Regions from separate parts of the Homo sapiens genome. Here region 1 is linked to region 2. Evidence: chromatin loops called from intact Hi-C (ENCODE). Cell type or tissue: B cell. All regions are shown on one strand. Each heading gives the region's core, and the rest is flanking DNA. Links, peaks and the distances in the headings are about the cores only. Region 1 overlaps PRRC2B (proline rich coiled-coil 2B). Region 2 holds the start of LOC105376300 (a long non-coding RNA gene).

Region 1 (16,723 bases), core at 4,626-12,625, 90 kb before region 2:
GGAATGTAAAATGGCACAACCACCAGGGGAAAAGGTTTGGACAGGTCTTAAACACTTAATCCTATGTCTACCCTTTGACCCAACAATTCTAGATACTTACCCAAGAGAAATAGAAGTATGATGTATATAGTGGGGCTTTTGAATGAATAAACAAATTACAGTATATTGATGCACTGGAACATATCTCAGCAACTAAAAGCAACTGGCATATAAACAACATTGATGAATATGAAAACCATACAAGAGTAAAAACTGTATGACTCCACTCATCTGAAGTCTGTTAACTAGGCAAAACTAATCTAGGGTAAAGTGAATCAGAAGAGCAGCAGGCCCTTGAGCGGTGGCAGGGCAGAGCACTGGAGAAGCAATGAGGAAGCCTGCGGTGGTGAGGGAAATGTTCCCTCTTTCTCTGGATATGGATGTGTGTGATATACACGTATCCATTTGTAAAACTGTACAGGTAAAATGTGATATGGGTACCTTTCACTATAATTTAAATCTACTTGAAAATAAAAAGAACTATAAAAGAAAATAATCAGGTTGGGGGATGGGGAGTGGGGGGAGATAAACGAATAAGAATGGCAGAACAAGCTGGGTTTGTGGCACCCGCGTGTAGTTCCAGCTACTCCGGAGGCTGAGGAAGGAGGAAGAGTTTGAGGCTGCAGCTCACCATGATGGACCCTGCAAACAGCCACTCCACTCCAGAATGGGAAACACAGCCAGACTCTTTCTCTTTCCTTTTTTTTTTTTTTTTTTTTTTTTTTTGAGACAGTGTCTCCCTCTGTCGCCCAAGCTGGAGTGCAGTGGTGCGATCTTGGCTCACTGCAACCTCTGCTTCCCAGGTTCAAGTGATTCTCCTGCCTCAGCCTCCTGAGTAGCTGGGACTACAGGCACGCGCCACCACACCTGGCTAATTTTTGTATTTTTAGTAGAGACAGGGTTTCACCATGTTAGCCAGGATGGTCTCGATCTCCTGATCTTGTGATCTGCCCACCTCAGCCTTCCAAAGGAATTATAGGCATTAGCCACCGTGCCCAGCCTTCCTTTTTATCTTTATATTTTTTACTGCTCCTTGCAGAGTAGGGCTAACCCACAGGCAGTATGCCCAGAGTAGCTGAGACCCTGTCTCTTGGAAAAAAATTAAATTAAAACAAACAAAAACCGAATGGCAGAACATTGGTACTTATTGAACCTGAGTGATCAGTGGTTGGGAGCTATTTTCTTTTTTGTTTAAATTTTGCATCATCAATAATTTTTAAAAAGTTAACAACAAAACTCTAAGATCAAGACTAAAGACCAAAAGAAGCTAATGGCTTGGCCAGGAAGGAACCTCTAGTCAGGGAGTAAATGAGGAAGGAGGGCATCAGGTCTGCTTCCCTGTCCGGCTCTTCATCCCTATCTTGCCAAGGGAAAACACACGGTGGTGCCAGGGGGTTTCCATCCCTGGTAAGTACATATGGACTTTGGTCCTGCCCGTCTAAACCACCCGTGCTTCTCTGCCCACCTGCCCAGCCATCATCGGCATCGGCGTCCAGATCGTCAAGGCCCTTCAGGTTTTCCGCATTGATAATGGTGGGCCGTGGTGCCCGCTCCACCAGCTGCCTTAGTGGGCGGAGTGGGCGAGACAATCCCAGCCTGTTTTCTTTTCTGATAAAAGAAAAGATGATGGAATCATGTCCAGTATACAGACGGAAGCAAAATCAAATACCTTTCCAAAAATAAATTCCACACTGCAAAGGTTCATGTTTGATTTAATTATTTCTATCAGTTCCTTTAAAAGAAATATATAATGAGCAAACGAGTACATCCCAGAAAGAAGTTCTGCCTTGTCCTGCAGTTTTACATGCTGGTTGCTAAGGCCTAGGGCAGCAGCAACACACACGTGCCAGAACTTCAACTCTACCAGGCACTTGAAATCATGACTCAATCTGTCATCCAGCTCCAAATCCCAGCCACCACCCCACACACCCTGCCACGCTGAGCTGGTTAAGTTCTCTGTGGTCTCCAGGAGACACAGCACTTCTATTCATCAGCCCCTCATCTTGACCAGAATCACCACCGCACTCATCTCTACACACGTGACTGTAATGCAATGGACTCACCCGTCTTGGTCATTCATCTGGAACTGTCTAAAAGGAACTCGAGGTTCAAGGCGGAGCTGAGGAAGGGGAAAAGAGCCTCGTTCCACTGTACCCTGGTTTTCTGATGACTTCGGCGAACACATCTGAAACATAACATCAATGAACAGGATTTGCTGGTAATGGCTGAAACTGCAATTTCCACTTAAATCAGAATGTGTTTTATAAAGTGGAAAATGGGAAAAAGAAACAGGAAAGTCATGGGGTTTCCTAATTAATCCTACCACCATCTCCCCCATTTCATTCCTGCTGCCAGTAAGTAGACTTGGGGACCTATGTCAGGGAAAACCTGCCTCTCCTGTTTCTAAAGAACCAAAGGCTAAAATCATATCCACATCACCAGGGAAAGAAGTCAGAGGCCCTGAAGATTTAAAAAGCAGGGAGAGAAAATGCAAAACGAGTGGAAGCCTCAGAAGTAGGGTAACAGGGCCAAGAGGAGACCCCAAGGGGGACATTCAACCACTTGACCTATCTGCTGGACACAATCCAACTTCATGGGGGGAAAAAAAGTACACTCTGAAGACTTACAAAAGCAGGAAGCATGTCATGGTATGTAGGTGGGTGGTATACATTTCCCATGAACTGTGAAGCCCCTTTTCGGACAGGCTGAGCCGGGCGGAGAGAGGGGTCCTTAGAATCGCTGGTACATGCCGAGGAGGGGGCTCCATCTCCCGTACTCGAGTTCCTGCTGCCCAGCTCAGTTGGGGAGGTGCTCAGAGACGTGGCAGAAATTATGTGTCGCCCACCGCCCTCCCTCCAGCTTGTCACATCTGGAAATTGAAAGGGGGCAAAAGGGGAGAGGGAAGAGGAGGGGGAAGGAGGGATCGTATGAGGTTCTGAAGGTCAAGGGACCCCCTCCTTCACCAAAAAAATAAAATGAAAAACAAAAAACACCAAAAGTGAAGAACTGTTAAATCTGTCAGGGAAGGTTGGGGCAGACCCCTGGCCAATGAGGATGAACTTGCTGAGGGAAGTCTGACTGTGAAATATAAAATGAGATCTACTCAGAGAGAAGGCTTCATCAGTAAGCAACAATCACCACCCTTCCCCAAGTCTCACAACCCAGAGAGATGAAGATGGCCCTGATGAAACCAGCCTTGGGTCATTCCTTCAACAAACACTGACCAGCCCACTTAGGGTCAGCACTGGACTACACATTAAAACAGGAGCAAGTTCCGGGCACAGTGGTTTCAGGCTTTGTTTAGCAGTGGCACCTTTTAATAAAGATCCCCCAGCCCACAAGACAGGCAAGGCGCAGCTGCTGTCCTTCCAGTGGAGGTGTGGGGCACTTGCGTAGCTCACAGACGGAAACCTGCTGACCTGTCTTTTTAAAATGATGCTTTCTATTGCCAAATGTGGTAAGATCGGGTGGAAATTATTAGAGGCCAACAAGAAATCAAATGAGACAACAGACCCCTGTTTTCGGTCACCTTTTGGTTAGAAGTTGAAGCACAAAGGTCTCTGAGTTACACGACCCTTAAGGGAAAGAGACCCAGGACATGTCTGATCCCAGCTCTTCAACCCCTTTGCTGTGTGATTTGGGGCAAGCCAAGGTCACCCCTCTGTCCATGTTTTCTCATCTTCTCCAATGAGGAGATTAAACTGATGCTTAGAAGCTTCTTCTATGTCTACGTTTTTATAGTCCCACAAGGCAGCTCCTCTTAATTAACCCCAGAAAGACATAATTCGTGTCCCTTAAAATGATGCAAACAGGCTGGGCGCGGTGGCTCACGCCTGTAATCCCAGCACTTTGGGAGGCTGAGACAGGCGGATCACCTGAGGTCAGGAGTTCAAGGCCAGCCTGACCAACATGGAGAAACCCGCCTCTACTAAAAATACAAAATTAGCTGGGTGTGGTGGCACATGCCTGTAATCCCAGCTACTCGGGAGCCTGAGGCAGGAGAATCACTTGAACCCGGGAGGCGGAGGTTGCAGTGAGCAGAGATCGCACCATTGCACTCCACCCTGGGCAACAAGAGCGAAACTCCATCTCAAAAAAAAAAAAGCAGCAAAATAAACCAGTCCTGTGTGGGCCACTGGAAAGGCAGTGAGTGCTGGTTTAAGTAAGACACATCCACAGTGATCACTGACTTACAGGACATCACTTATGACTTGAATGGGAGAGGCCTTGGGGATACATCAAGGCAAGCAAACAAAAGGCCTCACAATTTAAGACCTGATCAAGACCCCTGGACTACATGAGCCACTTCAAAATCCCTGAGTAGAACACGTGGAAAATCACATTCCTAAACACCACCTTAACCTCCAGCCACCCTCGGCTTCCAAGGAGAAATTTCCAGCCAGTGCTACACAATCCTGCCACTTCCCTGGCCCGACCTAAGATGAGGGGCCAGTAGAGACCAGTACCAGGCTGATTTATGTAACAATCCCCAGAGGAATGGGTTAAAAATACAGGTCCTAATTGGGCTGGGGGAGGGGAGGACTGGAAATCAGACTCATTCACAAACTCCCCAGTGATTCCGACTAGATGTAGCTAGGATTGGGAGCTTTAGAAAACAAGCTCTTGAACCGGGGACCTAAGTTAATTGGTCCTTTGTCCATCCTTGCCACAGCCACCAGGCACAGCAAAATTAACAACCGGATGACAGAGGGGGAGGGGACAGGCCTGGCCCAACCCAAGAGACAAAAAAGGCACAAGGCCCAATCCAATGGCCTAGGCAGCAAGTCCAATGGATGCACAGATCACGTGGCGAGTCAAAGAGCCACGTTTCCAGCTCGAACCGGAGACCCCAGTGGCATCAGCACCCTTTTAGGAGTGCAGAGAGATGAGAGGAGGAAGTTCTGTTACTCCATCGAGTGCCCAGAGGCTGCAGTCACTTACTCTGAGGGCGGAGGCTTGGTCCTGGCCCATACGACAGATCTAAGACGCCCTTTTCTTTGCCAGCCTTGTCCTGCCCTCCAGCTGCTTTCAGCGTCGGAAATTCCTCGGGAGAGAAGGATAACAGTCGGCTTGAGCCCCTTAAACCTGTCAAGAAGACGGGGTAGACATGGAGGAAGTGAGATGGAGTCAACAGTCGTCTGCTTCCCAGCTCCACACCTTGAAAGCCGTGTTGCCTGGAAGTGGGCTTTTGAAGGGAGTCTTGTCACAAGGGTGCTCTGTGCTGGCAGATGCCACGAGGGTGCTGAGGGTGGCAAGGGAGACTGCTGCTGACAGCATCATGCCCCTTCCCAGCTGACCTGCAAGGACCAGTGCCTGCTTACAAATGGAAAGAGGTAAGACATCACAGCCGCTCCAGGCCACAGCCTGCCCCAGCAGGGAAGGTTCTACTGACTGCCTGGGGCCACAGACAAGCACAGCCTCCTATAAAATCAGCCCAGGGGAGGCCAAGAAGGCAACTGCTTTCCTGTGGAGGCAACACCTACAGAGTGTGCTGCCATCCCTGCCCCAGTCCACCCCAAAAGGATTAAGATGCTGCTTTTGCCTGGCACAGTGGCTCACACCTGTAATCCTAGCACTTTGGGAGGCCAAGGTGGGTGGATCATTTGAACTCAGGAGTTCAAGACCGGCCTGGGCAACATGGCAAAACCCTGTCTCTACCAAAAAATACAAAAAATTAGTCTGGTGGCGGGCGCCTGTAGTCCCAACTACTCAGGAGGCTGGGGTGGGAGGATCACTTGAGCCCGGGAGGTGGAGGTTGCAGTGAGCCGAAAACGTGCCACTGCACTCCAGTCTGGGTGACAAAGTGAGACCCTCTCTCTAAAAATAAAAAAATAGGCCAGGCGTGGTGGCTCACGCCTGTAATCCCAGCACTTTGGGAGGCCGACGCGGGCGGATCATGAGGTCAGGAGATCGGGACCATCCTGGCTAACATGGTGAAACCCCATCTATACTAAAAATACAAAAAAAAATTAGCCAGACGTGGTGGCGGGCGCCTGTAGTCCCAGCTACTCGGGAGGCTGAGGCAGGAGAATGGCGTGAACCCAGGAGATGGAGCTTGCAGTGAGCCGAGATCGTGCCAATGCACTCCAGCCTGGGCAACAGAGCGAGATTCCGTCTCAAAAAAAAAAAATAATAAAATAAAATAAAATAAAATAAATAAAATAAAATAAACAAATGCTGCTTTCTACCATCAAATGTGGTAAGATCAGGTGGAAATTAGATTTATACACATGAGTAACTCCTCATTCACCTGTCCTTCCGCATTTTGTACTAAGTTCCTTGAGCCCTACAAGGCCAAACATTTCACTCTTATAATCCTGGGAACAGTTTATTTCTTCATTCTTTCATTCATTCCTTGACATTACAACCTGCTTTAGAGAAGAAGCCTTTCCTAATGTTGTTCCCTTACACAGAAAACTTAGCACAGAGGTTCTGCCACCATTTTTGGATGAACAGATTAAAAATGGCACGTCTTTTGATCTGGAATATGCAGCACACTCCAGACAGGAGCAATCTAGGAACAGTGGCGACACCACACAACAAATGGCCCCCTGTGGAATGCCTTGTTCCCTATACAGCTAAACCCAAATCTTCCCCTAAGTAGTTTAAATTATTCTTAGCACCACTGATCCACGGGCCTGTTCACTAAAGCCGACTGTGCCGGAAAGGCGCGGCTGGATCACCACACAAGCACGTGGCAGCAATTCGCTTGCCACTCCCTTAGTAAAAAGGTCCAGGGTCAAATAAACCTGACGGTAAGACTGGACACCATTCACCAATGACCAGCCAGAGATGGACTCTAAGTGTCATGAAGGAGCTCCAGTGCTCTGTGAAGGGGGCTCTGACTCAGAGTCGCTTCATTATGGTAGAAGGTCACTGGCAAGAATCAAATAAAAACTGTATTTTTAAAATACAGTATCACCAGCCTGGACAACATGATGAAACCCCATCTCTACAAAAATCACAAAAATTAGCCGGGCATGGTGGTGCATGCCTGTAGTCCCATCTACTTGGGAGGCTGAGGCGGGAAGATTGCTTGAGCCCAGAAGACTGAAGCTATAGTGAGCCAAAACTGCACTACTGCACTCCAGCCTGGGCAACAGAATGAAACCCTGCCTAAAAAAAAACAAACAAACAAACAAAAAAAAAGGTAGATTTGAAATTAGGAAAAAAACCAGCACCTGTCCAACATTGCTGTTCCATCTCTTTCTTCTGCTTCGAGAATCATGAATATATTATTGTAAGCATGAATTAATCTTAATAAGGATAAAGGGTAGGAAAAAAAAAAATCTCACACCAAAATACCAGTATTCATAAGGTCCCAATGTTTTATGATGTTCACCTGCCATCTGTTCTCTGCCATGAGAAACTGAGGCAGGAAAGTCAGGGGGCTTCTTCCGAGGTCACAGGCTGAGCCACTGGTGGGGCAGCAGCTGGTATCTGAGCCTCTGACCTCTGCCCAAACATGCAATCAGGTCTCCTGGGTCTGTTTCAGGTGACCTATCAACTGAGTCTATCAATTCAGGAAAAGTCCTTTTGAATTCCAAAGAGTCATGAAAACACTTGTGGGCAACACCCTCAAATCCCCACACTCCTGACAGTGTCACAGATGCATGACTCTAGCACGAGAGGGGGAACTGAAACTGACTTTTACACTTGGCCCCCACCCTGCCCAGTGTGTCGATTCTGTGGGCTGGCAGGTTTCTGCCTGCAATTATTTTCTTTGTTTTTTTAAATTTTGTGTAGAGAAAGGGTCTTGCTATGTTTTTCAGGCTGGACTTAAACTCCTGGGCTCAACCAATCCTCTCACCTTGGCCTTCCAAGTAGCTGGGATAACAGGTGTGTGCCACCACGTCCAGTTTAAAATTATTTTCTCCATCAAGCTTTATTGTGATACAGTTACATTACCTACATTTTTTATAGGTAACACAGTGACATGGTTCAGAAGTGAACACCATGTAAAGGTAGACACAGAAGCCTTCCTCTCACCCCTATGCCCATTTGCCCCCTTCTGACTCCCTCAAAAAAACTGGCAGTTTTCTGTTACCTTCTGGAGATTTTTAAACACATATACATCAGTATACAGATGGGTGGCTTTTAAAACATGCATATACAACATTTTTTAGAAGTGTATTTTTTCTCACTCCCATTTTTCTGTTTTGTCCTTTAAGATAGGGTCTTGCTCTGTCACCCAGGTTGGTGTACAGGAGTGTGACCACAGCTCACTGCAGCCTCCACCTCTGGTGCTCAGGTGATTCTCCTGCCTCAAGCCTCCCAAGTAGCTGGGACTACAGGTGTCTGCCACCACACTTGGCTGATTTTTTGTATTTCTTGTAGAGACAGGGTTTCACCATGTTGCCCAGGCTGGTCTCGAACTACCGGACTCAAGCAATCCTTCTGCCTCAGCCTCCCAAAGTCCTGGGATTACAGGTGTCCAGCCCTCACCCCCATTTTTTACACAAATGGTTAAGATACTATACATACCATTCTGTACTTTTTTTCACCTGAAGATCTTGCCAAATCAATAGAAAACTTCTGCTTTTTTTCTTTATAGCCAAATCACATTTCATTAAAGTACCATAATTTTACAGGCATTTCAAGGGACTGTTTGCAATCTTTTGCTATTATAATGTTGCAGTGAATAATCTTATGCGCAAGTCATTTCACACACGGGCGAGTATAATTTGTAGAGCAATTTCCTCAGGGTGCACTTGCTAGGTCAAAGGGTATTATGTGTTATTATTTTGCCAGGCAGCGCCAAACTGGCTTCCATAGGAGTTGGGCCAATTTATACAGAAGTTTTTCTTTTAATTTTTGTAGTTCTTTTTAAATAAAAATTAATATATTCTATCTATTTTTAAAAATTCTAACCTTATGGAGGTTGCAGTGAGCTATTGTGCCACTGCACTCCAGCCTGTGTGACAAAGCAAGACTCTGTCTCAAAAAAAACAAAAACAAAACAAAAAATTCTAACCTTACAGAAATATAAGATATGGAAAGCCAAAGAACCAGTTACAAGTCCAGTGAATGCTCTTCATAAAGCATCTTCAAAGACCCTTTTGAGGTCAGGCACGGTGGCTTACGTCTGTAATCCCAGCACTCTGGGAGGCCAAGGTAGGAGGATCATTTGAGCCCAGGAGTTGGAGACCAGCCTGAGCAACATAGTGAGATCTCGTCGCAACCAATCAATCACTCAGTCAATCAATTAATCAATAAGCCAGGCGTGGTGGTGCATGCGCCTGTGATCCCAGCCCCAGCTACTTGGGAGGCTGAAGTGGGAGGATCTCTTGAGCCTAGGAGTTTGAGATCAGCCTGGGCAACATAGTGAAATCTTGTCTCTACTCAGAATGGAAAGAAAAAAAAAAAAAATCAGCCAGATGTCGTGGTACACACCTGTAGTCCCAGCTACTCAGGAAGCTGAGGTGGGAGGATTGCTTGAGCCCGGGAGATCGAGGCTGCAATGGGCTATAATTGTGCCACTGCACTCCTGCTGGCACTCGATCTGTACCCTCAGCCCCTTGGGAGAAGCTGGGGCACTGAAATCCAATTGGCACATTGATCGGTCATTTCCCGTTGGAGACTGAGGGAAGAGCCTTTGAGCACAGGGATTTCAACCCATAAGGGGCAGGACCTCCTAGGCATGGCAGGCTGGGGGTGAGGTTCAGGTAACGAAGGATGTGCAGCTGGTTTTCTAATACAGGCTACTAAAGACCAAGTCTGGTGAAGCCTTGGCTGGCAGGGGTAGTGCAGGAAGCAGAAGGCGATATCAGGATGGTGGCAAAGGGTAATAAAGGGCAGCCAGTGCTGCTTTACAGGAGAAAGTGAATTGTGGGCTTTCCCCAGTACATTCCTTTGAATCGTCTGCCCACACCACGACCACTCTCCTTCCCACTCAGAGCTGCTGCCTAGTTTGGTCTGAAGCACAGTATGCTAGAAACATTCAAGCTATCATCAAAAATCACCAGCAGCACAGCCCAGTCAGCACTCCTCTGTCTCAGCAAGAGCACACATCCAAAGAAACCAAAGAGCTGGCACCTCTACAGAGTCAGCGCCCGCTGTGCACAGGCAAGGGCTCCATAGACGGTACCTCTTTGTGGAAGAGAGTCCTCAAAGCTTCTGGGTGCCTAGACCCAACCAGACATTCTGGAAAAGGCATTCACCTCCCTCTCCCCAGCGTCCCCAAACAACACACACACGTGCGCACTTACCACCTTCGTGTCCTACTGGCTTTCCATTCAGCTGTGCCCATGACTTTGGTCCACCTGGCACTGAATTTGTATTCTGAAAGAAGGAAGAGAATCAGAAGAGGGCCAGCTCCCTTATTCCACTGTACAATAACAGCCTATTACAACAAGGTGCTGAGAGGCCAGCACCTTAGATTCAAACCCTATACGGATCCATCCACCACCACTTTCTGAGCAGCAGCAAAGCCCTGAACCTTCCCTGTAACGCACACTCCACACAGCGGTCCCAGGGACGAGAAAATGCCAGGCCCACTCTACAGACAAGGAGCAGGATTTGGGGAGTGACCAGCTTCAAGTCACACAGACAGTGACACAGCAAAGCCAGGACCCAAACCTGTTTCTCTCCATTCGGTGCTCTGGAACCTCCCGTGTCCACAGAGAGCTACTTTATTTTGCTCCAGCGACAAAGACTAAGGCCCAGTTCCGGCATGTGTCTTTAAAACTGCGCAGCTGCTAATGAGGAACGTGAACAAAGAAGGCCAACATGCCAGATCTTGATCTGGGTGGGCTGGCTGCAGCACTTTCTGTAGTGACCGTGACTCTACAAGGCACAGCTCCCCTCCTGAGAACCCTAGGAGGTCACCTCTGCTGAAAACTCGCCAGGGTCAGCATTATGCGAAGCACACCCAGCCTGACTGAATGCTCACCACCCCCTGAGAAGGCTCTAGTCACATCCCCCACTGAGGCTCAGAGAAGAGTGACTGAGTCAGATGCAGAACAGCAGGACCAGGACCAGTCTCCAGCCTGCCTATGTCCAGTGCCCTTTCGAGTCTCTAACCACTAAGCTCACCCGTCTTTTCCACTCAACTAACATTCATCTCACAGCCTTCCTCTTCTAACTGAAGGTGAAAATACACAAAACAAAGCTGCTGCTTTGTGAAACTTCCCCACTTACTGGTAGATGTTCTAAAACTCGCACAACACTGGGCACTTCTTCTTACCTGCCCCTCACATATGAGAGAAAACCAGGTAGCAGCAAAGAAGCACTGAGCACTGGATAAGGTGACCCCTGTGCCAGTGCCAGGATGGGTTCCCCTTCCTTGGCATAGTGCTCCCCTTCAGCAATTCATTCAAATAGATGCCCAGGACCTCACCCACAGGCCCCAGTGGTGGGGTCTGAGCACATACATCTTGAACAGGCTTCAGAGGCAAATCTGATCTCTCAGCTCTATCACCTCACTCCTTTTCTTTCAAATTCTGGGAAGCAGAAAGGAACTCAACTCTAAATACTCTGACTAGCCTATGGGTCCCAGTGGATTTAGGCCAAGGAAAAGGGCATCTTGCATGATTATAGACCTCTTTTCTTGTCTTTAATTTTAAAAGCACGGTTCAGTGTTAGGTGGGGAGAGGGTGCCCTGGCAAAGCCACAGACTTCCCTGAGTATGGTTAAAGCAGAGAGGGGATGACATTTGAGACCTTATATTGCCCATGCAGCAAAGCAAAACCAAAATATGTTCATTCCCGCTGTCAAGAGAGCTGGTGAATATGAGATATCTACGTCTACTTTTAGTCTTCTAAAAAATTCATAGACTTCTCATCTAGATTTCTAGTTCTGGCTAAGTATATCCTCCTGCCAATCTCTGGAAACCTGTAGCCAGGCTCTGATGGACTGAGTGTGTTATGAGCTCTTGCTTGGTGAAATCATTACTTTCTGCTTAGAAAAACACTTAAAACATATCAACAAATGAAGGATTGTAGCTTCGTATTTCCCAAAGCGTGTTCTGAGAGACATTAGTCCCTAGAGACATTCGGTAAAGAAATGTTTCCTGGGACAAATAAATTCAGGGACTGCTGCCCATTATATCCTCTTCTCAGAGAGTCACATTAGGTATTAGCATATGAAAGGCACTGAGAAGTACCGCAGTAAAGGAGCTCGCTTCGTTTTGTTTTTCAAACTCACCTGGCCAGTGAACCTTTTTGTGACCTGCCACTTTTTGTCTTCCTGTGACCCAAGCTTCCATGGAGCTCACGTGACGCTTCCATGGAGCTTCACCCTGAACTAGTCTGCAGTCCAGCCTGAGTGACCCTGCCTCACGGTAAATCAAGAGGAACCAAAGTAGGTGCCTGTATCCTAGTCTGTATCTGAGGTCTTTTTCTAAAAGCTGCAGATTAAATTTCTTAACCACTGACCTTGACGGTTTCCCATGACGGTTTTCTAAAGTCACTCATCGGGTGTGCCTCTGGAATAGACAGGTCATGCACAACCACACTTCTCAGTAGCAACTCCTTCCATCCCCCAGCAACAAAGAGATTTAGGGGCTACCATGCCCAGGAAACAGTTGGGATGGGGTCCCAGCACCTACCTCCTGACTGATTGACTGTGTCGGTTTCTGCAAATTGGAGACAGATTTCTGCAAACCCGGCTGCGGCAGCGACTCCGGCGGCTGAGAGGCCGTCGCACTGGAACTAGACAAAGGCAGGGCAGTGGGGTCAGGCACCGCACAGAGTGCGCTGGCCAGGTCTCTGCGTTCTCAGGAGCCACAGCTGTTCAGCTGCTCACAGGAAGCAGACCTCCTCTGGCCAATAAAAATACGACTTTCCCCAGTAGATTCTTATGCTGGCAAAAACTAATAAGAAAACAAACCATGCTTAAGTTCTAGTCACTGACATTTAAAATTAGCACAAGACAGTCCTCTGACTTTTTCTTTTTCTTTTTTTTGAGACAGGGGGTCTCACTCTATCACCCAGGCTGGAGTGTAGTGGGGTAAACTTGGCTCAATGCAACCTCTGCTTCCCGGCCTCAAGCAATCCTCTCATCTCGGCCTTCTGAGTAGGTGGGACTACAGGCTTGAGCCACCTTGCCTGGCCTTTCTTTTTTAAAAATGAAACTTTTCTGCCTTCTTGTAGAGCCTTCTGTCTGCAAAAACTAAAAGCTCACTGTAAACAATGCAAATGAAGGATTTGCCAATAGGGAAATTCAATCACTGGAATGAAGGGCTTGTGCCCCTTACCCCAGACCCAGAGCCCATACCTACTCAGAGGGCTGACTTTTTAACCTTCTCTGAGTTTATAAAAGAAATACATGCTCATAGTAAAAATAAACTTATAAATAAAACTAGGTAACACAGAACATCATGATCTCATCATCCAGAGAGAAACTCCAAGCAGACTTTTCTATACCTGTTAATACAGTTTTGTTTTTAACCAGCAGAGTTTTACACTGCAGGAATACAGTATTTTTCTAACAGAAGTGGAGTGACCCCATACATAAAGCTCTATGACTTTTTTACTTCATGCATCTGAACATCTTTTCATCAACATAGAAACGGATCTTCCTTTTGCTTTTAATGAGCACACAACACAACTAGACAGGTCATAATTTAACCAGTCTCTCATATGGGTTTTTCTTCCCCCTTACAGATACAACTGCAATAAGAATTTTTTGGCTTTTTTTTTTTTTTTTTTTTTTTTTAGATGGAGTCTCATTCTGCCGCCCAGGTTGCAGTGCAGTGGCATGATCTCAGCTCACTGCAACCTCTTTCTCCCAGGTTCAAGCGATTCTCCTGCCTCAGTCTCCCGAATATCTGGGATTACAGTTATGCAGCACCACGCCTGGCTAATTTTTGTATTTTTAGCAGAGACGGGGTTTCAACATGTTGGCCAGGCCAGTCTTGAACTCCTGACCTCATGTGATCTGCTCAGTTCAGCCTCCCAAAGTGCTGGGATTACAGGTGTGAGCCACTGCGCCCGACCTACAATAAGAACTTTTTTTTCTTTTCTTTTTTTTCGAGATGGAATCTCGCTCTGTCACTCTGGCTAAAGTGCAGTGGCATGATCTCGGCTCACTGCAACCTCTGCCTCCCGGGTTCAAGCAATTCTCCTGCCTCATCCTCCCAAGTAGCTGGGATTACAGGCGTGCACGACCACGCCCAGCTAATTTTTGTATTTTTAGTAGAGATCGGGTTTCGCCATGTTGGTCAGGCTGGTCTTGAACTCCTGACCTCAGGTGATCCACCCTCCTCGGCCTCCCAAAGTGCTGGGATTACAGATGTCAGCCACTGCACCCGGCCAAGAATTTTTTTTAATACATATCTTTGCACCATTTTTCTGTAAGTAATTCCATAGCATACGACCTTAGAAATGGAAATGCTGGATCAAAAGATATTTTGAAGTTTAAATGATTGCCAGGCTGCCCTCCAAAAAAAGGCTGTGTCAGTGAATTTACACTCCACAGGTGAAGTGATGAAATCAACAAGAAATGGCCGAATGAAGGTTTCTGCTCTAACTCAGCGCTCCGGTCACAGTAGGCAACTTTTCACTCAACGAGATTCAAGGAGGGCAGCCACCCCCCTGGTGGGAACTCCTCCAATACAAGTGGCTTATCTGTAAATGGAAGCCAAACTCTATACAGACACCCTCTTCCAAGATTCACCTGACCCAGGCAACTCACCATTCGTGATTATTACAAACAGAAGGCTACTGATCGGGTTCTTACATCTCCTTCTACCTAAAAGAGAAGCTTCCAAGTAGTCGCACTTTTGTGTTCTCCAAAACTAAGCACTGAGTCCCCACGTTGTGGGCCCACTTGCCACCTGATACCTTGGTGGGAGGATGTGGCCTGGGGCAGCAGAGAACTACACGGGGGTCTATGCCCTCACCAACACTCCATCCTCACCTCTTCCCTGGCGGACGTGCTCCAGCACAACTAGCCCTCACTGGAGCCGCAAAGGCAGAGTAAAGGCTGGATAACAGGAGGGAGTAATGCTTTGTCCTCTCTAGAACTTTTGGTGGTGCAGAGGATTTCAGTCCTTCCATTAAAATGTGCAATATCCATTTCGTTCCAGAGCTCATGGTGTGAATGGAATGAGTACCATTTGAATGGAATGATGACAGCAGCCAATATCTGCCCCTCCTCTGTGCCAGGTTTAGGCTAAGCACTTGACCTATGCTAGCCCATCAATGCCTCATGGATACCGTGTAACCACCAGCAAAGCCAGGTATCATTCCTATTTCAAGGGGGGGACACTGAGGCTCAGAAGTCAAACAATTCTCCAGGTTCCATCAAGCTAATAAGTGGTCTAGCTGGAAACCACTTAGGGCTGGTAGATTTCAAAAGTCATGCTATACTGTCCATCAATATGATCCCTAAGCAAACTCTTAGAAATGTTTTAAAAATAACTTCTAAGGCCCTATTTTGATTACTACTTTATAATCATCTAGCTGAATAACTAAACTAGCTCACTCTCTACATCCTGTCTGAAGTAAATACAGGCAACAATTTTACAAAAGCTACCATGGTCATTTCTAGCACAGACTTGTAAGAAAAGGATGCTGGGGTCAGCAGGCTGAGATCTGGGTCCCTTTTACCGTCTGGTTTCCTACATCAGCAGGGAGGCCACCAGAGATGCAGGCCAGGAGGGCGCTGCCGCCAGACAGCTTTGTTCACATTCCTTAACAGGCAAACCCCAGCAGCAGATTTCTGCCTGCCAGCCTCAGCAAGGCCCTGTCCCTCCCTGAACACATCCCCTTCCCTGAATTGTCTTAGCACTGGCTAAACACTCAGAGAGGACTTGCAGCAGGAGACAAAGGTGCAGCCATCCAAGTGGGCCCCAGGCAGCCAGGCCCTGTGTTTTCAGCCCACCACACAGGGGCTGTTTCTCTGATTGACAGCACCATGCCACCCTCTGCCCCCTAGGGTTTCTGTAAGTACTGTGCTGGCAGGAGGTGAGCCTCCAGGGAGGCTGCAGTACAGTGATCCTGGAGGATTCTGTGCTGTTCTCACTGATGACTAGGTCTGTTTAGAGCAACAGCAGAAGTCTCCTCTGTCTGGGAAGCTGCTGGGCCGATGGTTAGGGAAGCTGCATGATTCTCTGCAGAGCTCAGCTCACAGGGACACCCATCACCAGGAATGAAGTCCTCAAGCCCCAGCTCTGTCCACAGTGTTTCTTACAGGAATTGGCTCTGAGTCATTGCATAAGCTCCTCTGGGGTGATGAGGCCTTTCCTAATAAGGCACAGGGGGAAAGTGGTCACTGGGGACAAGGTTGTCCACAGATGTGCTGCTCCATCGGCTCTAAAAGCCAGAAAAAATGAAGGCAGGGAAAAAGAAACATACGAAGCACCAGGGCCAGAGAGGAAGCAGCTTCATTTGCATCTCCCAGTGTTCCAATTCTGCCACTGCAAGACTAGCGCTGCAGTAGCCAAAGGGTTAGGGTTAGTTTGCCACAGGGAAGGATGCCGGGACCACCCTTGGAGCGCCAGCTCCCACTCACCACCCGCCTCCTCCGTTTACCTCTTTGGGTCTTGCTGATCCTGCTTGTTTGCCCATCCCGTCCCGTCCTTGGGTACTATCACGATGTTGGGGTCGTTTCCTTTGTTTTCAGACTTCAAGCTTGGCAGGTTTGCAGGCGGTGGCATGCGCCGGGCTGCAGCAACTTTCCCAAGACTCTGTAAGCCATGTCTAGGAATAACTGCAGGGAGAGGGACATGGAACAGACACCA
Region 2 (14,685 bases), core at 2,546-10,545:
GGTCCCTGCGGCCTTCCGCAGTTTTTGTGTCCCTGGGTACTTGAGATTAGGGAGTGGTGATGACTCTTAAGGAGCATGCTGCCTTCAAGCATCTGTTTAACAAAGCACATCTTGCACCGCCCTTAATCCATTCAACTCTGAGTTGACACAGCACATGTTTCAGAGAGCACGGGGTTGGGGGTAAGGTCACAGAATCTCAAGGCAGAAGAATTTTTCTTAGTACATAACAAAATGGAGTCTCCTATGTCTACTTCTTTCTACACAGACACAGTAACAATCTGATCTCTCTTGCTTTTCCCCACAAACCAAGAATCAGGACGACTCAGCAGAAAAAGTCCATCATGCGGTTAAAAGTTCAGCCTCTGCAGAAACAACCCAAGGATGCCTGCTCTGGTCACTTCTATCAGCAGTGCACTGGACGTTCTCGCCAGAACAATTAGGCAAGAAAGGGAAGTAAAAGGCATCCACATTGGGAAGGAAGTAAAACTGTCTCTATTTGCGGATGACATGAGCTCTTCTTTTTTTTTTTTTTTTTTTTTTTTGAGATGGAGTTTCTCTCTTATTGCCCAGGCTGGAGTGCAATGGTGTGACTTTTGCTCACTGCAACTTCCACCTCCCAGGTTCAAGTCATTCTCCTGCCTCAGCCTCCCAAGTAGCTGGAACTACAGGCATGTGCCACCACACCCAGCTAATTTTGTATTTTTAGTAGAGATGAGGTTTCACTATGTTGGTCAGGCTGGTCTCAAACTCCTGACTTCAGGTGATCCACCCACCTCGGCCTCCCAAAGTGCCGGGATTACAGGTGTGAGCCACCACACTTGGCCTTTTTTTTTGAGATGGAGTCATCCAGGCTGGAGTGCAGTGGCGCGATCTTCGCTCACTGCAGCCTCTGCCTCCCAAGTTCAAGCAATTCTCCTGCCTCAGCCTCCCGAGTAGCTGGGATTACAGGCGCCCACCACCACGCCCAGCTAATTTTTGTATTTTTAGTAGAGATGGGGTTTCACCATGTTGGCCAGGTTGATCTTGAACTCCTGACCTCGTGATCCACCTGTCTCAGCCTCCCAAAGTTCTGGGATAACAGGCATGAGCCACCACCCCCAGCCTGGTTTTGTTTGTTTGTTTTTGAGACGGAGTGCAATGGCACGATCTTGGCTCGCTGCAACCTCCGCCTCCCAGGTTCAAGTGATTCTCCTGCCTCAGCCTCCCAGGTAGCTGGGACTACAGGTAATTTCTGTATTTTTAGTAGAGATGGGGTGTCACCATGTTGGCCAGGCTATTCTCGAATGCCTGGCCTCAAGTGATCTATCCACCTCAGCCTCCCAAAGTGTTAGGATTATAGGTGTGAGCCACCGCACCTGACCAACTTTCTTCTTACTAACTCTCCATTATGTCGATTTTGAACATATTAAAAAGTAGAGTCAACCTGGCCAGGCACAGTGGCTCATGCCTATAAGCCCAGCACTTTGAGAGGCTGAGGCGGGCAGATCGCTAAATCTATCCTAAATTCATATGGAATCCATCCTAAATTCATATGCAATTTAAAGGAACCTAGAAGAGCCAAAAATGATCTTGAAAAAGAATAATAAAGGTGGATGATTTAGACTTCCAGATTTCAAAACGTACTACAAAGCTACAGTAATCAAAGCAGGTGATAGTGACATAAGGCTAGACACATAGACAATGGAATAAAAATGAGAACCCAGAAATAAGCCCATACCTCTATGGTCAAGTGCTTTTCAACAAAGTTGCCAAGACCATTTAATGGGAGAAAGAAGCCTCTTCAATAAGTGGTGTTAGGTAAACAGGGTATCCACATGCGGAAGAATGAAGTTGGATCCTTGTCTTACACCACATACAGAAATTTACTCAAAATGGATTGAACACCAAAACTTAAGAGGCAAAAAACTATAAAATTTTTAGAAGAAAATACATGGGAGCCTGGGTGACGTGGCTCATGCCTATAATTCCAGCACTTTGGGAGGCCTAGGTGAGTGGATCACTTGAGGTCAGGAGTTCGAGATCAGCCTGACCAACATGGTGAAACCCCGTCTCTACTAAAAATACAAAATTACCCAGGCATGGTGGTGTGCGGCTGTAATCCCAGTTACTCAGAAGGCTGAGGCAGGAGAATCACTTGAACCGGGGAGGCGGAGGTTGCAGTGAGCTGAGATCCGGCCACTGCAATCCAGCCCGGGTGACAGAGTGAGACTCCGTCTCAAAAAAAAAAAACAAACTATATATCTATATCTATGTCTATATCTATATCTGGGAAAATTTGCATGAGGTTGGCTTTGGTTTTTTTGTTTTTGTTTTTTTTTTTGACAGAATCTTGCTCTGTTGCTCAGGCTAGAGAGCAGTGGCGCTATCTCGGCTCACTACAAGCTCTGCCTCTCGGGTTCACGCCATTCTCCTGCCTCAGCCTCCCAAGTAGCTGGGACTACAGGCGCCCGCCACCGCGCCCTGCTAATTTTTTGTATTTTTTTTTAGTAGAGGCCAGGAGTTTGAGACCAGCCTGGTGGGGTTTCACCATGTTAGCCAGGATGGTCTTGATCTCCTGACCTCGTGATCCGCCCGCCTTGGCCTCCCAAAGTGCTGGGATTACAGGCGTGAGCCACTGTGCCCGGCCATTTGGCGTTGGTTTTTTAAACAACACCAAAAGCACAGGCAACAAAAGAAAAAATGGATAAATCATACTTCATTAAAATTAAAGACTTCTATGCATCAAAGGACACTATGAAGGATGAAAAAATCCACAGAAGAAAACATTTGCAAATCACATATTGATGAGGGTTTAATTTCCAGATTATATAAATAACCCCTATAATTCAATTTTTTTTTTCTTGAGACGGAGTCTCACTCTGTCGCCAGGCTGGAGTGCAGTGGCACGATCTCGGCTCACTGCAACCTCCGCCTCCAGGGTTGAAGCGATTCCCCTGCTTCAGTCTCCTGAGTGGCTGGGACTACAGGCGTGTACCACCACGCCCGGCTAATTTTTTGTATTTTAATAGAGACAAGGTTTCACCATGTTGGCCAGGATGGTCTTGATCTCCAGACCTCATGATCCGCCCGCCTCATTCTCCCAAAGTGTTGGGATTACAAGCGTGAGCCGTTGCGCCCGGCCTTTTTTTTTTTTTTTTTTTTTTTAAGACGGAGTCTTGCTCTGTCACCCAGGCTGGAGTGCAGTGGCGCAATCTTGGCTCACTGCAACCTCCGCCTCCCGGGTTCGAGTGATTCTCCTGCTTTAACCTCCTGAGTGGCTGGGATTACAGGTGCATGCCACCACACCCGGCTAATTTTTATATTTTTAGTGGAGACAGAGTTTCACCATGTTGGCCAGGCTGGTCTCAAACTCCTGGCCTCAAGTGATCTGCCTGCCTTGGTCTCCCAAAGTGCAGGGATTACAGGTGACAATTCAATTTTAAAATGAGCAAAGAGGGCTGAAACAGGAGGATCACTTGAGCCCGGGAGGTTGAGGCTGCAATGAGCAGAGATCGGGCCACTGCACTCCAGCCTGGGTGACAGAATGAGACCTTGTCCCAAACAAAGCAAAACCACTATGAAATACAACTTCATACCCACTAATTTTTATTAGAGCCGGCTCTAATTAAAAAAATGGGAAGTAACAAGTGTTGGCAAGAATGTGGAGAAATGGCTGGTGGGAACGAAAATGGTGTCTCTACTTTGGAAATCGGTTTGGCTATTCCTCAGAAAGTTCAACACAGAGTTACCATATGACACGGCAATTCCATTCCTAGGTCTATGCCCACAGGATTGAAAGCAGGGACTCAAACAGGAACTCGTACGCCAACATTCATAGCGAGGTTATTCACAACAGCCAAAAGGTGGGAACAATTGAAACATCCCTCAGCAGAGGAATGGACAAGCACGATGTGGTACAGTCCCACACCACAATGTTTTGGTTAATGATGGGCCGCACGTATGACTGTCGTCCCATGCGATTATAATGGAGCTGAAAAATTCCTATCGCCCAGTCTATCGTAGCTGTCACAATGTCTACGACAATGTGTTACTCATGTGTTTGTGGTGATGCTGGTGTAAAAGAACAGCAGGAGCATATGATTATGTATTGAACCTAGTATTTTTTATTATTTCTTTTTGAGACAGAGTGTGGCTCTATTGCCCAGGCTGGAGTGCAGCGGTGTAATCTCAGCTCACTGCAACCTCCGCCTCCTGGGTTCAAGCAATTCTCTTGCCTCAGCCTCCCGAGTAGCTGGGATTACAGGCATACAACACCATGCCCAGCTAATTTTTGTACTTTTTTAGTAGAGATGGGATTTCTCCATGTTGGCCAGGCTGGTCTTGTACTCCTGACCTCAGGTGATCCACCCACCTCAGCTTCCCAAAGTGCTGGGATTACAGGCGAGAGCCACCACACCCAGCCTTGTTTTTTTTTTTTGAGACAGAGTCTTGCTGTGTCACCCAGGAGTGCAGTGGTGCCATCTCAGCTCACCGCAACCTCCGCCTCCTACTCTCAGGCGATCCTCCCACCTCAGCCTCCCAAGTAGCTGGGACTACAGGTGCAAGCCCCCACACCTGGCTAACTTTTTGTATTTTTTGGTAGAGACGGGGTCTTGCCATGTTGCCCAGGCTGGTGTTGAACTCCTGGGCTCAAGTGATCTGCCCACCTTAGCCTCCCAAAGGGCTGGGATTACAGGCATGAGCCACCAAGCCCACTGGCATTATTATCACATATCTCAGCTTCATGCATGTTATTGCCCCTGAAAACCTTCTAGGTGGTCAAGATGTGGAGGTGGACAACAGTGATACTGATGATTCTATCCCTGTGTAGGCCTAGGCTCATGTGTGTGCTAATGTCTTTGTTTTGTTTTGTTTAAATAAGAGACAGGGCCTCACTGTGTTGCCCAGACTGGGTTCAGGTCATCCCCTTGCCTCAGCCTCCCGTAGGTGGGACTGCAGGCATATCTTACCTCACCTGGCTTGTGTCTCAGTTTTTAACAAAAAACTTTTAAAAGTAAAAAAATAGGCCAGGTATGGTGGCTCACACCTGTAATCCCAGCACTTTGGGAGGTTGAGGTGGTTGGATCACAAGGTCAGGAGATTGAGACCATCCTGGCCAACATGGTGAAACCCCGTCTCTAATAAAAATACAAAAATTAGGCGGGTGTGATGGCGCGTGCCTGTAATTCCAACTACTCAGGAGGCTGAGGCAGGAGAATCACTTGGACCTGGGAGTTGGAGGTTGCAGTGAGCCAAGATCACGCCACTGCACTCCAGCCTGGTGACAGAGCGAGACTCCGTCTCAAAATAAATAAATAAATAAAAATAAAAAATAAAAGTAAAAAAATAAAAAATAAGAAATTTTAAAAATAGAAAAAAGATTATAGAATAAGGATATAAAGAAAATATTTTTGTACAGCTATGCAATATATTTGCATTATAAACTAAGCATTATTGTAAGAGTGAAAAAGTTCAAAAAAGTTTATAAAGTAAAAATTTTAAAAGTTACATTAAGGGTTAATTTATTATTGAAGAAAGACTTTTTTTTTTTTAAGTTTTTAAAATTTTTCACATACAGACAGGGTCTTATTATGTTGCCCAGGCTGGTCTCAAAGGAATCCTCTAATCTTAGCCTTCCAAAGTCCTGGGATTACAAGCATGAGCCACCATGCCCGGCCAAGAAAGAATTTTTTTTTTTTTTTTGAGGCAGGATCTTGCTCTGTGGACCAGGCTGGAGTGCAGTTGCACGATCATGGCTCACTGCAGCCTCCAACTCCTGGGGTCAAGCAGTTTTCCAAACTCCTCCTGGGCCTCCTAAAGTGCTGGGATTACAGGCCTGAGCCACCATGCCCGGCCAGCCACTGTTCATTATCAGCGGCAGTACACAGCTCTTCTCTCCCAAGGCTGGGGTATCTAAGAACAGGCTTCCCTCATAGCTAAGCTTCAGGGCCACCCCAGCGCCAGAATAACCACATTCTGCAGGGGAGAAATCAGGACGTCCCCAGCCACAGTGGTGCCAGCCTCTGACCACACTCTTTCAGGCTGGGGGTGAAGCAGTCGATAAGGACCAGCCCTGTCCCTGGCCTGAGTCATAGTTTGTTTCCCGGGCCTTTCCATGAAAGGCTCCACCGTGGCCGGGCGCAGTGGCTCACGCCCGTAATCCCAGCACTTTGGGAGGCCGAGGCGGGCGGATCACGAGGTCAGGAAATCGAGACCATCCTGGCTAATAGGGTGAAACCCCGTCTCTACTAAAAATGCAAAAAAAAAAAAAATTAGCCGGGCGTGGGCGTGGTAGTGGGCGCCTGTAGTCCCAGCTACTCGGGAGGCTGAGGCGGGAGAAAGGCGTGAACCCGGGAGGAGGAGCTTGCAGTGAGCCGAGATCGCGCCACTGCACTCCAGCCTGGGCGACAGAGCGAGACTCCGTCACAAACAAACAAACAAACAAACAACAAGCAAACAAAAAACAAGAAAGGCTCCACCGTGACCTAAGCTTTCTCCATGCTCTGGGCTCAGGGATGGGGTGATGCTGTCTCAATCAGGCCTCCAAGGCTGCTCTTGGGGTGGCTCCGGGCCTCATGGCTACACAGAGGGGAAGAGGGGTTGAGCCGCAGAGAGATTAGAAGCTGGGAAATGGAGCCCACAAGGAAAGACTGAGTCCACGGACTGGGGAGCGCCGGGTAGAATTGGAACATCTCCCCCAGGGCGGAAGGAGAGCAGGAACAGCCCCAGCGGAACAGCCGTAGCCGGGCCATCGTCCTCAGACTTGCATCTCCCTGCAAGCGCCCGGGCCTTCCTGCCTGTCAGCCTTGCACTCGCAGCTCCCTCTGCCGGCCACACTCTTCCTCCCTCCTTTCTGGTCAAGTCCCGCTCAGGTCTGGGGGCTCTGCTTCACTGTCACTCCCCCAGGGAAGCCCTCCTTGGCGACCGCCGCTCCACACGCCCTCATAACGCCATGGGCTTCTCCTTCCGAGCCCCACTACCATGGCTATGACCTGGCGAAGTGGCCATTTATATGTTTCAACATGAGTCTCCTCGGCTAGACCGTGAGCTTGTTGGGGGAGGGAAGAGGTCTGTCCTGTCCATGGCTGATTTCCAGCTGGGTGCTCAGCGCGCAGTTCCTGTTTGCTGAGTGCAGGAAGGACCTCAGCCCTTTCCCCAGGGACCCGGGAACCCATGAGCTGAGGTCCTGGTTTGGGGCCATTGCCACTTGTCCCCTTTCCATCCCGTCCATTCTGGGGAGGGGCTGCCTGTGCCATCAGGGGATTTTGCATCTTTTCCTGGGGAGGGAAAGGTGCCACCCCTAGCAGCCTGGCACCCCCAGGCTGGAAGAGCAGAAAGCCTCAGACTCCAGGAGGAGCAGGTGGCGCCAGAAAGGCCACACATCCTCAGGGATGTAGACCTTCACTCAGCCCTCGAGCCTGGGCTTGGGCTCAGGGCTCAGGCTTCCTACCTGAATGCAGCACACCCCGCCCATGGGGTTGTCTCACCCAGAAAGTAAACCTGAGTCTGATGAAGCCTCTAGAGCTGCACTGTCCCATCCAGAAGCTGCTAGCTAATTAATTCTAATTAATAACAACTAAAATTGAGGACTCACTTCCTCTATCACACTAGTCACTTTTTTGTTGTGTGTATGTGAGACAGGGTCTTGCTCTGTTGCCCAGGCTGGAGTGCAGTGGTGCAATTTTGGCTCACTGCAGCCTCAAACTCCCAGGCCTCAAGTGATCCTCCCACCTCAGCCTCCTAAGTAGCTGGGGCTACAGGTGTGCACCACCACGCCTGGGTTATTTTTAAATTTTTTGTAGAGATGGGGGTGGCGGGGTCTCCCTATGTTGCCCAGGCTGGCCTCCATCTCCTGGGCTCAAACACTCCTCCCTTCTCGGCCTCCAAAAGCTCTGGGATTACAGACATGAACCAGTGTGCCCAGCCCCCTCCCATTTTCCAGGGAGCCTGCTGCCGCCCAGCCTCCCTGGAGCTTGCTGTGCTGTTCAGGAGCAGGTGAAGAGGCCAAGAGGGTTGGGGGATGAGGGAGGCAGAGGGGCAGGTGTGAGGGGTTTGGGAGGGTTGAGAGAGGGGAAGGGAGAGCAAGGGCTGTGGGGGAGAGGACACCGAGTATGGCTGTTTGGCCCGCAGCGCCCCCCACCCCACCCCTCTGTAAGTCTCCAGAAAACGCACCTTTTCTTTCCACAGCCCTGGGAGTTGATGTGTCTGGAAGGCTCCATCTGAGGTTGGCCAGAAGGTGGCGGCCACAGGGTCTGGCTTTGTTCCACTTTCAGAAATCTGGGGCCTTCACACCACCCCAAGGTCCTGGAGGGTTGGCTGCCTGGGTTCCTTTTGACGTTCCTAGCCTCACAGGCAGAGCCAGCCCAGATGGGAGTTCAGCAAATATTTGTTGAGTGAATTGATAAGATCCACCTGGGCCCAGTGTAGGGGGCTCCAGACAGCCTGGAAAGGTCACGGGCAGACAGTGAGGGTGGGAGGGGAATGGCAGAGGCTGGACGTTCTAGAGCCTGGACTCCACTCTTCCCTTTGCTTCTGGAACAGGCATGTCTGGGTTTCTTTCTTTCTTTTTTTTTTTTTGAGATGGAGTCTCACCCTGTTGCCCAGGCTGGAGTGCAATGGCGCGATCTCGGCTCACTGCAACCTCCACCTCCCAGGTTCAATCAATTCTCCCGCCTCAGCCTCCCAAGTAGCTGGGACTACAGGTGCACACCACCATGCCCGGCTAAATTTTTGTATTTTTTTTTGAGACGGAGTCATGCTCTGTCGCCCAGGCTGGAGTGCAGTGGCATGATCTCTGCACCACTGCAAGCTCCGCCTCCCGGGTTCACGCCATTCTCCCACCTCAGCCTCCCGAGTAGCTGGGACTATAGGCATCCACCACCACACCCAGCTAATTTTATTTTTGTATTTTTAGTAGAGACGGGGTTTCACCATGTTAGCCAGGATGATCTCGATCTCCTGACCTCATGATCCGCCTGCCTTGGCCTCCCAAAGTGCTGGGATTACAGGCGTGAGCCACCGCACACGGCCTAGCATGTCTGGGTTTCTTGTCCTCTCCTCTGAGATGAGCAGCAGAACCCATCTTTCCACATCACTGAAGACTCCCTGCCGCTGCCCCCATGGTTTGAGTCTGGCCTTTAGCCAGACATGGCTTTTGTTTCCTCCCTTTGCCTTGGCGCCCAGGAAGCTCTGCCTCCGGTCTGCCACGCCTCCCCCCACGCCCACTCTCAAGGCAGAGGCACATAGAGGGAGCGTCTTTAGTGGACACGCTGCCTCCTTCACTCACCTTCAAATGGAGCGCGTTGAGCCCTGTGTGTACCAGGCACCATGCTGGGCACAGTGAACGCACTTCATGTGCTCAGGCAGAACCCGCACAGACAATGCCGTGAAAGAGAAGGAAGCATCCCACACACAAGTTCCCATGACAGGGACTCCAGAGGGGCCATCACCGGGAAGGGGTGTCTCAGCAGAAGCCTGGAGAATATGCTGAGTCAGCCAGGCTTGGAGGAGCCTTGTCTTGGCAGCCAGGGCGCTGCCAGGAGCCTCCCGTTTCCTGGAAAGCTGGAGACCAGAATGTCCACGGACCTCGTCCCTCTGTGGCACTAAGGCCATCTGAATGTCTCAATGGAAAGGCATCCTAGGTCCGAGGTGACACAGTGGCCAGGGGACTTCCAAGCTGTGGCCCCAATGTGCTGTGAGGGTGACCACCTACATCTGCATTTATTTCCAACAGGTACCTCATAGCCTATGGAATGTTCTAGAAACGAGGCTGGCATATGTGTGAAGTTAGCTCAGCAGAGACAACCAGCAGGTGAGTTCATCCATCCATCCATCCACTCTTTTTTTGTTTTGAGACAGAGTCTTGCTCTGTCACCCAGGCTGGAGTGCAATGGCATAATCTCGGCTCACTGCAAATTCTGCCTCCTGGGTTCAAGTGATTCTCCTGCCTCAGCCTCCTGAGTAGCTGGGATTACAGGCGTGCACCACCACACCTGGTTAATTTTTGTATTTTCATTAGAGATGGGGTTTCACCATGTTCATCAGGCTGCTCTCGAACTCCGGACCTCAAGTGATCCGCCTGCCTTGGCCTCCCGAAGTGCTGGGATTACAGATGCGAGCTACCGTGCCCAGTTCCATCCATCCATTTTATAAATATTTACTGAATGCCAGCTATGTCCCAGGTACTGTTCTGGGCACTGGGGACACAGCAGAGAAGAAATGGACAGCAACCACTGCCTGTACCACGCTGACATTCTGGAAGGGGAAACAGTAAACAGAGACTTAAATAGAGACACCATATTGGGCAATGTTGGGAATGTGATGGGCGCAGTGGTCAGGGTAGTAGCAGGTGCTCAGGCCTCCCGGAGGGGTGACATTTGAGCTGAGACTTGAGTCAAGACAGGTTTGAGCATTGTACAAATATGGGGGAAGAATAAATATAAAAACCCTTAGATTGGTTGGGATTTTGCTTTTTATTTTTTATTTTTTTGAGACAGAGTTTCACTCTTGTTGCCCAGGCTGGAGTGCAATGGTGCGATCTTGGCTCACTGTAACCTCCTTCTCCTGGATTCAAGCGATTCTCCTGCCTCAGCCTCCCAGGTGGCTGGGATTACAGGCATGTGTCACCAAGCCTGGCTAATTTTGTATTTTTAGTAGAGACGGGATTTCTCCATGTTGGTCAGGCTGGTCTCGCACTCCTGACCTCAGATGATCTGCCCACCTTGGCCTCCCAAAGTGCTGGGATTCTAGGCGTGAGCCACTGTGCCCGGCCCTGGGATTTTGCTTCTTTAAAGTTAATTTCGAGGTTGGGCACAGTGGCTCATGCCTGTAATCCCAGCACTTTGGGAGGCCAAGGAGGGAAGATTGCTTGAGCCCAGGAATTGACCAGCCCTGGCAACATAGCGAGATCCCATCTCTACAAAAAATTAAAATATTAGCTGGCCAGGGTGGTGTGCACCTGTGGTCCCAGCTAGTTGGGAGGCTGAGGCAGGAGGATCACCTGAGCCCAGGAGGTCGAGGCTGCAGTGAGCCAAGATCTCACCACTACACTCCAGCCTGGGTGACTGAATGAGACCCTGTCTCTAAGAAAACCCAAAATTAATCTTGAAACTATTTAATGTGTATTGTAGGACAATGGAAATAAATATGTAGGAGAAAAGGGATGCAAATACGAAAGAAACAACTGTGAGTTTTGAATTTTAATTAGAAATATCAACATGGCCGGGTGCAGTGGCTCAAGCCTGTTATCCCAGCACTTTGGGAGGCCAAGGCGGGCGGATCATGAGGTCAGGAGATTGAGACCATCCTGGCCAACATGGTGAAACCCTGTCTCTAATAAAAATACAAAAATTAGCCTGGCGTGGTGGCACATGCCTATAATCCCAGCTACTTGGGAGGCTAAGGCAGGAGAATTGCTTGAACCAGGGAGTCGGAGGTTGCAGTGAGATCCTGCCATTGCACTCCAGCCTGGTGACAGAGCAAGACTGTGTCTCAAAAAAGAAAAAAAAAAAAGGATCATTCCAAGATGGCCGAATATGAACAACTCCAGTCTACAGCTCCCAGCATGATTGACGCAGAAGACGGGTGATTTCTGCATTTCCAACTGAGGTACCAGGTTCATCTCATTGGGACTGGTTGGACAGTGGGTGCAGCCCATGGAGTGTGAGCTGAAGCAGGGCGGGGCATCGCCTCACCCAGGAAGTGCAAGGGGTCAGGGGATTTCCCTTTCCTAGCCAAGGGAAACAGTGACAGATGGTACCTGGAAAATTGGGACACTCCCGCCCTAATACTGCACTTTTCTAATGGTCTTAGCAAACAGCACACTAGGAGATTATATCCTGCGCCTGGCTCAGCAGGTCCCATGCCCATGGAGCCTTGCTCACTGCTAGTGTAGCAGTCTGAGATCAAACCGTGAGGCGGCAGCCAGGCTGCAGGAGGGGCGTCTGCCATTGCTGAGGCTTGACTAGGTAAACAAAGTGGCCTGGAAGCTCGAACTGGGTAGAGCCCACTGCAGCTCAACAAGGCCTGTCTGCCTCTGTAGACTCCACCTCTGGGGACAGGGCATAGCTGAACAAAAGGCAGCAGAAACTTCTGCAGACTTAAATGGCCCTGTCTGACAGCTTTGAAGCAAGCAGTGGTTCTCCCGGCATGGAGTTGGAGCTCTGAGAATGGACAGACTGCCTCCTCAAGTGGGTCCCTGACCCTTGACTAGCCTAACTGTGAGACACCTCCCAGTAGGGGCCGACTGACACCTCGTACAGCCGGGTGCCCCTCTGAGACGAAGTTTTCAGAGGAAGGATCAGGCAGCAACATTTGCTGTTCTGCAATATTTGCTTTTCTGCAGCCTCTGCTGGTGATACCCAGGCAAACAGGGTCTGGAGTGGACCTCCAGCAAACTCCAACAGACCTTCAGCTGAGGGTCCTGACTGTTAGAAGGAAAACTAACAAACAGAAAGGAATAGCATCAATATCAACAAAAAGGACATCCACACCAAAACCCCATCTGTAGGTCACCAACATCAAAGACCAAAGGTAGATAAAACCACAAAGATGGGGAGAAACCAGAGCAGAAAAGCTGCAAATTCTAAAAACCAGAGTGCCTCTTCTCCTCCAAAGGATCGCAGCTCCTCGCCAGCAATGGAACAAAGCTGGACAGGGAATGACTTTGACAAGTTGACAGAAGTAGGCTTCAGAAGGTCGGTAATGACAAACTTCTCTGAGCTAAAGGAGGAGGTTTGAACCCATTGCAAAGAAGCTAAAAACCTTGAAAAAGGATTAGATGAATGGCTATCTAGAATAAACAGCATAGAGAAGACCTTAAATGACCTGATGGAGCTGAAAACCATGGCACGAGAACTACGTGACGCATGCACAAGCTTCAGTAGCCGATTTGATCAAGTGCAAGAAAGGGTATCAGTGATTGAAGATCACATGAATGAAATGAAGCGAGAAGAGAAGTTTAGAGAAAAAAGAACAAAGCCTCCAAGAAATATGGGACCAGGTGAAAAGCCCAAATCTACCTTTGATTGGTGTACCTGAGAGTGACGGGGAGAATGGAACCAAGCTGGAAAACACTCTTCAGGATATTATCCAGGAGAACTTCCCCAATCTAGCAAGGCAGGCCAACATTCAAATTCAGGAAATACAGAGAACACCACAAAGATACTCCTCAAGAGGAACAACCCCAAGACACATAACTGTCAGATTCACCAAGGTTGAACTGAAGGAAAAAATATTAAGGGCAGCCAGAGAGAAAGGTTGGGTTACCCACAAAGGGAAGCCCATCAGACTAACAGCAGATCTCTCAGCAGAAACTCTACAAGCCAGAAGAGAGTGGGGGCCAATATTCAACATTCTTAAAGAAAAGAATTTTCAACCCAGAATTTCATATTCAGCCAAACTAAGCTTCATAAGTGAAGGAGAAATAAAATCCTTTACAGACAAGCAAAGGCTGAAAGATTTTGTTACCACCAGGCCTGCCTTACAAGAGCTCCTGAAGAAAGCACTAAACATGGAAAGGAACAACCGGTACCGGCCACTGCAAAAACATGCCAAATTGCAAAGACCCTCAATGCTAGGAAGAAACTACATCAACTAACGGGTAAAATAACCAGCTAACATCATAATGACAGGATCACATTCACACATAGCAATATTAACCTTAAATGTAAATGGGCTAAATGCCCCAATTAAAAGACACAGACTGGCAAATTGGATAAAGAGTCAAGACCGATCAGTGTGCTGTATTCAGGAGACCCATCTCATATGCAAAGACACACATAAGCTCAAAATAAAGGGATGGAGGAAGATCTACCAAGCAAATGGAAAACAAAAAAAGCAGGGGTTGCAATCCTAGTCTCTGATAAAACAGACTTTAAACCAACAGAAATCAAAAGAGACACAGAAGGCCATTACATAATGGTAAAGGGATCAATTCAACAAGAAGAGCTAACTATCCTAAATATATATGCACCCAATACAGGAGCACCCAGATTCATAAAGCAAGTCCTTAGAGACCTACAAAGAGACTTAGATTCCCACACAATAATAATGGGAGACTTTAACACCCCACCGTCAGCATTAGACAGATCAACAAGACAGAAGGTTAACAAAGATATCCAGGAACTGAACTCAGCTCTGCACCAAGTGGACCTAATAGACATCTACAGAACTCTCCACCCCAAATCAACAGAATATACATTCTTCTCAGCACCACATTGCACTTATTCCAAAATTGACCACATAGTTGGAAGTAAAGCACTCCTCAGCAAATGTAAAAGAACAGAAATCGTAACAAACTGTCTCTCAGACCACGTGCAATCAAATTAGAACTCAGGATTAAGAAACTCACTCAAAACTGCACAACTACATGGAAACTGAACAATCTGCTCCTGAATGACTACTGGGTAAATAATGAAATGAAGGCAGAAATAAAGATGTTCTTTGAAACCAATGAGAACAAAGACACAATGTACCAGAATCTCTGGGACACATTTAAAGCAGTGTATAGAGGGAAATTTATAGCACTAAATGCCCACAAGAGAAAGCAGGAAAAATCTAAAATTGACACCCTAACATCACAATTAAAAGAACTAGAGAAGCAAGAGCAAACAAATTCAAAAGCTAGCAGAAGGCAAGAAATAACTAAGATCAGAGCAGAACTGAAGGAGATAGAGACATAAAAACCCTTCAAAAAATAAATGAATC

What was found. A loop is a pair of places that touch in the nucleus more often than their neighbours do. Peaks named below come from ENCODE experiments on the same cell type or tissue, not always from the same donor. Only the 100,000 strongest peaks of a DNase experiment are listed, where the experiment ranks them.
Region 1: a loop joins it to region 2, with 19 times the contacts of the local background. A loop is called at or near these places in 5 of 110 quality-filtered maps.

Annotation. Positions count from the first base shown.
Region 1 is chr9:131,432,586-131,449,308 of GRCh38, reverse strand. It overlaps PRRC2B (proline rich coiled-coil 2B), which reads right to left. Exons shown (of 32, transcript NM_013318.4): 3 at 16,515-16,692; 4 at 12,587-12,689; 5 at 10,248-10,320; 6 at 4,981-5,124; 7 at 2,667-2,908; 8 at 2,103-2,224; 9 at 1,505-1,647. Among named protein-coding and RNA genes, the nearest start is that of SNORD62A, 45 kb to the left of the region's middle. RefSeq lists enhancers at 11,284-12,257, 12,258-13,233. In B cell, for the core only: no CTCF peak of the experiment used is centred there; a DNase peak (open chromatin) is centred at 7,668; H3K27ac peaks cover 2,844 bases.
Region 2 is chr9:131,342,337-131,357,021 of GRCh38, reverse strand. It overlaps LOC105376299 (a long non-coding RNA gene), which reads right to left. Exons shown (of 4, transcript XR_001746959.3): 2 at 9,266-10,233; 3 at 8,152-8,421. LOC105376300 (a long non-coding RNA gene) reads left to right here and starts at 6,591. Exons shown (of 4, transcript XR_930401.3): 1 at 6,591-6,851; 2 at 7,870-7,974; 3 at 9,713-9,790; 4 at 9,998-10,036. RefSeq lists enhancers at 319-934, 935-1,552, 4,421-4,922. In B cell, for the core only: CTCF peaks have their summits at 6,611 and 6,812 (motif pointing left); a DNase peak (open chromatin) is centred at 6,781; H3K27me3 peaks cover 369 bases.